Regions from separate parts of the Mus musculus genome. Here region 2 is linked to region 1. The links are chromatin contacts, found by POLR2A ChIA-PET in ENCODE. All regions are on one chromosome and are shown on one strand. Each heading gives the region's core, a stretch centred on a gene start or an enhancer-like site at or near the end of the contact. The rest is flanking DNA. Distances are from core to core; before and after follow the strand shown. Region 1 holds the start of Pxmp2 (peroxisomal membrane protein 2). Region 2 holds the start of Ep400 (E1A binding protein p400).

Evidence for each region. ChIA-PET counts read pairs that join two places held with the same protein, here RNA polymerase II (POLR2A).
Region 2: POLR2A ChIA-PET joins it to region 1 with 12 read pairs in embryonic stem cell. The contact joins the promoter of Ep400 here to the promoter of Pxmp2 in region 1. POLR2A ChIA-PET finds 5 or more read pairs at or near these places in 2 of 5 experiments (Patski and embryonic stem cell).

Annotation. Positions count from the first base shown.
Region 1 is chr5:110,283,687-110,287,858 of GRCm38, forward strand. Pxmp2 (peroxisomal membrane protein 2) reads right to left here and starts at 2,482. Exons shown (of 5, transcript NM_008993.2): 1 at 2,198-2,482; 2 at 1-67. The coding sequence starts at 2,319. It overlaps Pole (polymerase (DNA directed), epsilon), which reads left to right and starts at 2,633. Exons shown (of 49, transcript NM_011132.2): 1 at 2,633-2,763. The coding sequence starts at 2,702.
Region 2 is chr5:110,769,383-110,773,389 of GRCm38, forward strand. Ep400 (E1A binding protein p400) reads right to left here and starts at 1,335. Exons shown (of 52, transcript NM_029337.2): 1 at 1,110-1,335. Gm15559 (predicted gene 15559) reads left to right here and starts at 1,567. Exons shown (of 2, transcript NR_152254.1): 1 at 1,567-1,880.

The DNA.
Region 1 (4,172 bases), core at 1,232-3,731:
TTGAGAGTCTTTTTTCCGCTTCTCAATCGTCTGGGCCAGAAGGTTTCCAAGGGCTGACAAAATGCCGCTGTAGAGGAAGAGACAATCAGAAAATGAGCAGCAGACACAAGAGCCTGTCCCGCATGGCAGTAGCACGGCTGCTGTAAGATCTTCCTGTGTAGAGCCGGGTGTGGTGGTGCACACCTTTAATCCCAGCACTCAGGAGGCAGAGGCAGGCGGATTTCTGAGTTAGAAGCCAGCCTTGTCTACAGAGTGAGTTCCAAGACAGCCAGAGCCATACAGAGAAACCCTGTCTCGAAAAACAAAAACAAAAAACAACCACCAACAACAAAAAAAGATCTTGCTGTGTAGATCATGGGATGAGTCCCTATTGAAGTAACTTGCTAAGTTAGGTAAAGCCCCAGAAGATAGAGGCACTATGACCTAAAGTGAAAACCACAGATGAGCACAGTGAGACATCCACCTGCGGGGCTGTGTGCCTTCCAACATCCCCACAGCTGCTCCATTGAAGGCATGGATGTAAAAGGCAATAGGAGGGATCCTCACAAGGACATGGTCTGTGGGCTGTATTTAAGCAAATAACTCTATGTTGTAGTTTTGTTTTGTTTTGTTTTGTTTGTTTGTTTGTGTTTTTTTTGTTTTTTTGTTTTGTTTTTGAGACAGGGTTTTTCTGTATACCCCTGGCTGTCCTGGAACTCACTTTGTAGACCAGGCTAGCCTCGAACTCAAAAATCTGCCTGCCTCTGCCTCCCGAGTGCTGGGATTAAAGGCTTGTGCCACCACGCCTGGCTCTTAGTTTCTTTTTATGTTGCAAAATGAACAAAAACCAAACCAAACAAAAAATGAGACAAAGGCAACTTAAGAGAACAATGGCTTATTTCAGCTCCCAGTTAAAGGTTCAAGTCCATCAAGGCAGAGAAGTGAAGGCAACAGGAGGTTGAAGGATCTCCTCACAGCACACCCACAATGAAAAGAGAGAGAAAACGCGTGCGGTTCAGCTAGCTCACTTTTTCCACTTCCAGTCAGACACCAACTAGGAATGGTGGCGCCCCTAGTGGGCAGATCTTCCCAGCTCAAAGAAGATAATCAAGATAAGCCCCTCAGGCATGCTTAATTCCTAAATGTTATCAAGTTGACAACTAGCTTTAACCACCACAGCTGTCTTCTAAAAAGCTATAAATCCAAAACTTTTAGTATGGATCATAAGGACCCTCTTGACTTGACCCCTGGTTACCTCTTCCTATCTACTCTCCCTGGTCATTTTCTCCACCAGAGTCCTTCTCTTCACCCCTCCGACATTCTCTGAATTCTTCCCCCAGAACTTTTACACTTACTGTGCCCTGTAAACAACCGCTTCTCTTCTCTGTGCTTCTGACCAACGTCAACAACCCAGGAGAAATTTCCCTAACTGCTCTAAGTTATACATTTATCTGCCTTTTGCGGGGGTGGGGTGGGGTGGGGTGGGAAGATGGACTCGTTCTTCTTAGCTCCGAGAGAAGTCTATGCGCCTGTTCTGATCACAGCTATGTGCCCGCGCACAGGAAGCACTCTGCACACACTTATGGAAAAGCTAAGTTAATACAGAACCTACAAAATGCACTAATGGAAATGAACAGAAACAGGGATATCTCGTTAGGAAACCGAACGATGTAATTCAAAGGGCAGAGTTCACCAGCGACCGTGCCTGGGTTGCTCAGGGTTAGAATGTGTCCCTGACTCGCGGGTCTTCACAACACTCAGACTGCAAAGGCTAACTAATGCTTGGGACCCAACACACAAACAGCACTTACTGGCTAAGCAGAACGGGGTCGCACCTTAAGGAAGAACTCTGCCTTCCTCCACAGCAGTGGTTCTCAACCTTCTTATCGCTGTGACCCTTTAATAATACAGTTAGCTCCTCATGGTGTGGTCACCCCAACCATAAAATTACTTTCACTGCTACTTCTAAACTGTAATGCTGCTACTGTTGTGAATCATAACGTAAATATCTGATATACAGGATATCTGATACGTGACCCCCTGTACAAAGGTCGTTCAACCTTTAAGGGGTTCCCGACGTACAGGCTGAGATCCACTGCTGCTCGGGCAATATCTGAGCTGCTTGGTCTGCAGACGCCCCCTCTCTTAACCTCCCCTGCAGGAGAGTCTCCCCTGTCGGCACCCCTCCTTTTCACCCCACTTCCCAGTAGGCGCCCACCTGCTGACTGCTTTGGTGAGCACCGGGTAGAGCTTTAGGAGCAGCAAGTATTGGGCGAGCGCTCGCTTGGGAAGCGACCCGAGCTCGGATTCCACCCGCAGCCTGGACGCCGCAGGTGCCATCGCGGTCCGGATGTCTAAGTCGCCCCGGGCGCCCACCCAACAGCTAGGCAGTCGGGCACCCGGCCCGGGACACAGGGCACAGGGCGGGGACGGCCTGACATTTTCTGCCCTTCCTCCGCCCTCAGCGAGCCCGGCCGTCCCGCCACGCGCGCGGCCAGCTAGTGCACTCTTTTCCCCCGGTCCCTGCGACCCACCCTCTGCGCTCGCCGGAGGATTGGAGAGCCGAGGGGCGGGGCGGGGCGGGGCGGGGCGATGGGGGCGGGCCCCGGCTAGGTCCATCTGAGGCCGCGCCTTCTCATTGGCCGAAGCCGTAGCCTCGCGAGAGCACGTGGAGAGCGCGCCAAATTCTCCCCGGAGCCTGAGGGAGCTTTGGAGCGTCGCAATGGTCCTGAGGAACAGTGGACGGAGGCACCCCGAGCCGGGCGCGGATGGCGAAGGCAGCCGGTGAGAGCCGGTGTCCTGCTGCCAAGGCGCTGGCGGTAGCCGCGGCCGGAGCAAGCTTGGGCGGGCGCGGTGTCCGGGGGTTCAGGGGTGGGGAAAACAGCGGGCCCGGCGCGCGGCGCGGAGGACAGGGCGGGCTCCCGTCTTCGCCCTGTGTGGTTTCCGTAGTTTTTATTGAGATGCTAAACTCAACTCCGTGGCCCAGGCTGCTTCTCTAGAAATATCTGTGCCTGCCCTGTGACTTGACTAGGGGTGAACATCTATTCTCATCAGACAAGAAGGGAACGGGGAAAGTAAAGGAAGATTCTGTCTAGACCAGCTCGGCGAAGTAAACCAATTTATTAAACCAAAAGCCGAAACCCTTACGCATCACATCAGCAAGAGATTCTAGAGTATGGTGACAAAGGAAACTGATGTGGATATCGTATATAGAGATTGGTGACACTGTGGCAGAATAAGACTCTGTATCAGGGGCTGGTGAGATGGCTCAGTGGGTAAGAGCACCCGAGTGTTCTTCTGAAGGTCCAGAGTTCAAATCCCAGCAACCACATGGTGGCTCACAACCATCCGTAACAAGATCTGACTCCCTCTTCTGGAGTGTCTGAAGACAGCTACAGTGTATTTACATATAATAATAAATAAATCTTAAAAAAAAAAAAAAGACTGTGTATCAGAATGTGAGCACTCATTGAGTGGAAGCCCGGTTAGAGCTGAATAGTGATAGTGTTTTCCTATTATATGTGAAGCTCTGGGTTTGCTGTACAACACCTGCATAGCAGCCAGGGTAATTGACCTGGACCAGTAAGCGGTTCTTCAGTGACAGGTTCCTGAGAGAGTGATGGCCAGGGGGATGAGGAGGAGATGGAGAAGATAAGAGCATTCAGGATCAGGAGGTGTCACACAGAGTGATGGCTCATGCAAGCAAGTTTATTAGGAAGTACAGCATCTTTTTTTTTTTTTGATGTATTTACTTATTTTATGTATGTGAGTACTCTGTAGTTGTCCTGTCTTAAGACACACCAGTCAGATCACATTGTAAATGGTTGTGAACCACCATGTGGTTGCTGGGAATTGAACTCAGGACCTTTGGAAGAGCAGTCAGTGCTCTTAACCACTAAGCCATCTCTCCAGCCCCAAGCCATTTCTTCAAGCCCCCAAGTACAGTGTCTTACATAGAGGTTTTGTACCTCTATGGAAAGGTGGGTGGGACAGTGTCATAGAGCAGGTAGCAGCCTTGGGACAGAAAACCATAGCCCCTTAAGGATGAGAAGAGATGATTTCTTAGGATCCGGATCCACAGCGCCCTCAAGGCCCTGGTTCTCAGGCTATTACTTGCTCTACCAAGCTCATTCCTGATTTAGAAAAAGGAGCTATGTTCTTTTTCATACATCCAAGCCTCAGTCTAACAGTAA
Region 2 (4,007 bases), core at 85-2,584, 480 kb after region 1:
GGGCACTGCAGCAGGAACCAGCACTCCCAGATACGCAAGAGACTGAGGTAGGAAGATAACCTGAGGCCAGGATCTGAGGCCAGCCTGGGACACAAAGATTCCTCTCAATGGCAAGTAAATAAAAACAGCCAGGCATGATGTCTCACACCTGCAAACCCAGTATCAAGGTGGAGGCATCTGGATTGCTAAGAATTACAGACCAGCTTGGACTACTTAATGAGTCTAGTCCAGGCTGATTCGGACTTCCATGAGACTTTTTGTCTCAGAAAACCTAAATACGTAAAAAGAAGATTTAAAGTTAACATGTGGTTTGCCTTGTGGCCATCCAAATTGTATAATTCATATTCATTCATTCATTTTCTCTCTCTCTCTCTCTCACACACACACACACACACACACACACACACACACACCCAGGTACAAGAATCGCGGATCTTCGTGAGCTCAAGGCCAGCCTGGTCTAAATGGCGAGTTAAAAGGCCAGCCAAGGCTCCAGGGTAAGACCCTGACTTAAAATGGAAAAGCGAAACAAAACCAAAACCGAAACAAAACAAGGACCGTTTTTGCCACACGTATAATCGAGAGCACAAGTGACAAGTGCCAGGGATGAGCGCAACCCCCAATTCCAAGTCGCGGTGCTCCAGGATACTGGACCTAGGGACAGACCTGCGGAGACAGCGGCTCGGCGGCTGATGGTACACCTCCGAGCCCCGGCCCGGGGAGCTCTGCCAGATCCCCGGCGTCCTTCCCGCTCTGTCTCCGCTCAAGGCTCTACGTCGCGAAAGGAAGCCCCGCGCGCCGCGGACCAACGGTGCCGCGGGCGTTAAGAGCCCCGCCTTCCCGAGCGCTCGGAAACGGCCGCGCGCCTGCCCAGAAAGAACGGCGCACTCGAGAGCGCTGACCAGAGAAGGGCCTTGCTGAGGCCGGACCACGCGCCGAGCCACCGACCGGTCCCCTCTCAGCGCCGCCCGGCCCCTCGGCCCCGCCCGCCCACGACAAAGCGCCGCCGCGGCCTGGGCCCGCCGCGACGCCAGCAGCAGCAGCACCGCTAAACACAACCGCTCGGCACGCCGCCGTTGCCGCCTACCACCCACCGTCCCGCCTCTCACCCGCTGACGCTATCCCGTTCGCTTGCACCGCGAGCAAAAGCCGCGCTCCGCCGCGTCAGGACAGCCGGGAGGCTCGAGCGCGCCGCAGCCGCTCGGCACATCCGGGTCCACGGGCACAGGAAGTAGCAGCGCCGGTGCTACGGCGCGCGGCGAGGGACTAACGGTACCTATCCTGTAGGGCCGCTCGCAGCCGCGCGGGGTCGCCTGAAGCTGAGGCGCTGCTGACGGCGGAGGCAGGACCGAAGCGGCTTCTTAAGCAGGCGGTTAGGGGCGGAGCTGTATGCAGGAGGTGCGTTGGGCGGAGTTTGGAGAGCGGAGAGCCACCTCAGGGCCGCCTCCGAAAGGCCTCATCCGTACGAGGCGGGACCGCTTCGGACAGGACGAGGGGAGTCGGCGCACGCGCAGGGAAGGGCTGGGGGGGCTGAGGCGGTGCACGCGGGCTGGGGCGTGGCCTCATGGGTACAAGGCGGAGCCTCAGGCCTCGGGGAAGTTCCGGTAGACTCGGGAAGGGGCGTGGCCTCGTCAGTTGGGGGCGGACCCCGAGTTTCACTCAGTTACGCCACCTGGCGACTCGCTCCAGCGGGGGAGGCTGTTTAGGAAAGCTCGAGCGGACCTGATCGCATCCTCTGGGTGTGCTCCGCCTCCGTGGGAAATAGGGGACTAGCCCTATGAACAAAAAGGCGCCTGAGGCGCAGTGAGCAGAAGTCTGAAAATACATCCAGCATCATTAGACATCACAGAAATGCAAAAGAAACCACGACCCAAGAGGAGGTAAGATTGTAGTACGAGTTTGAAAAAGATTTTATATATATATTTTTTGTTGTTGTTGTTTTGTTTTGTTGTTTTGTTTTGTTTTGAGACAGGGTTTCTCGGTGCAGCCCTAGCTGTCCTGGAACTCACTCTGCAGACCAGGCTGGCCTCAAACTCAGAAATCCACCTGCCTCTGCCTCCCAAATGCTGGGATTAAATAAAGGCATGCACCACCACTGCCCAACAAAAGATTATAATTTTAAAAACACTATAAAAAAAAGGAAGAAATTAACTGAGCTTCGTGGCACAAGCTTGTAATTCAGTGGATCTCAGCCTATGGGTCACATATAAGATATCCGGCATGTCAGATATTTATTTCCATTACAACTTATAGCAGTAGCAAAATTACAGTTATGAAGTACCAATGAAATATGGTTGGGGGTCACCACAACATAAGGAGCTGTATTAAAGAGTCACAGCATCAGAATGTTTGAGAACCACTGCTATAATCCCAGAACTTGAGGCTGAAGCAGCAAGATCTGGGGTTCATGCTGGCTTCATCCATTCATCATGTTTGAGGCTGTCCTGGAATACATGAGACCCCATCTCAAAATAAAAAACAGGAGGGAAATGTGTTAGGAAGGAGCCAGTGGAAGTTGTAGGGAATAAGGGGAAATGAAGAGAAGGTGGATATGACCAAAACATACATGCATGAAACTCTAAAATAAAGGATCTTTTTAAAAGCTCAAGATAGGGGTTGGTGAAATGGATCAGCAGTTAAGAGCACGGACTGCTCCTCCAGAGGTCCTGAGTTTAATTCCCAGCAACCACAGGGTGGCTCACAACCATCTGTAATGTGACCCAATGCTCTTCTGGTGTGTCTGAAGATAGCTACAGTGTACTCATATACATGAAATAAACAAATCTTTAAAAAAAAAAAAAAAAGTCCAGGATAACTGGAAAGTTGGCTTAGCCATGAGAGGACCTGAATTCAGTTCTCGGAACCCACATCAGGTGGTTCACAACCATTTGTAATTAGCTCCAGATCTGACAACCTCTTCTGGCTTCCACAGGCATTCACATATACACATGACACACACACATACACATGACATACACACAAACACACACACACATTATAATTTTTAGAAACTTACAAGGGTTTCTGAGCACTGCTGCTTTTGCAAAAAAAAAAAATGAGGTTCCTAGCACCCACATTAGGGAGCTTACATGTACACACACTCACACACATACTTTTTTAAAAAAGATTTTATTTGTTTAATTAGGAGTGTGCACGTGTGTCTAAGTGTGGGATATGCATACATGAACGAGTGTCCTCAGAGGCCAGAAAAGAGGGCTGAGTCCTCTAGAGCTAGAATTATAGGTGGGTATAACCTGCACAGCACGGGTGTTGAGAACTGAACTTGGGCCCTCTGTAAGACCAGCAGGCACTTGTAACTGCTAAGCCATCCCACTAACCGCCAAAATAAATTGTCTATAAGTGTTTTGCCTGCCTGAATGCAGCCTGTTGGATCATCTGGAACTGGAGTTACAGATTGTATGGAGCCACTATATTGCTGCTGGAAAGCAAACCCAACTTCTCTGCAAAAAAAAAAAAAAAAAAGGAATACCCATTTTGAGGACATGACCCCTCCCTGCCTCACGGAGCTGTTACTCCTCTAAAACTGCTTGCTCGCCATTCCGAACAAACCAAAAATGCAGGTCATGGGATGAAGCCATCTGTGTAGGTCTAAGGGCCCCATAACACTGACTATGCTAGAGATCTGAGAATGCCTTCACCCATAAAAGGCGAGAGAGGTCTGGGAGGAGTACACTGTGGACTGAAAGGGCATTCCAAACCTAGTGCTGAGTAAGTGGCCGTGGCTGTCCAGGGATGAGGGATACATGGTTAGCACATAAGAAAGGAGACCCAGTGCCGGGCGTGGTGGCGCACGCCTTTAATCCCAGCACTCGGGAGGCAGAGGCAGGCGGATTTCTAAGTTCGAGGCCAGCCTGGCCTACAAAGTAAGTTCCAGGACAGCCAGGGCCATACAGAGAAACCCTGTCTCGAAAAACCAAAAAAAAAAAAAAAAAAAAAAAAGGAGACCCAGAAGGAGGTGAAGAATACTAGGGCATAAAGGTGGGGGC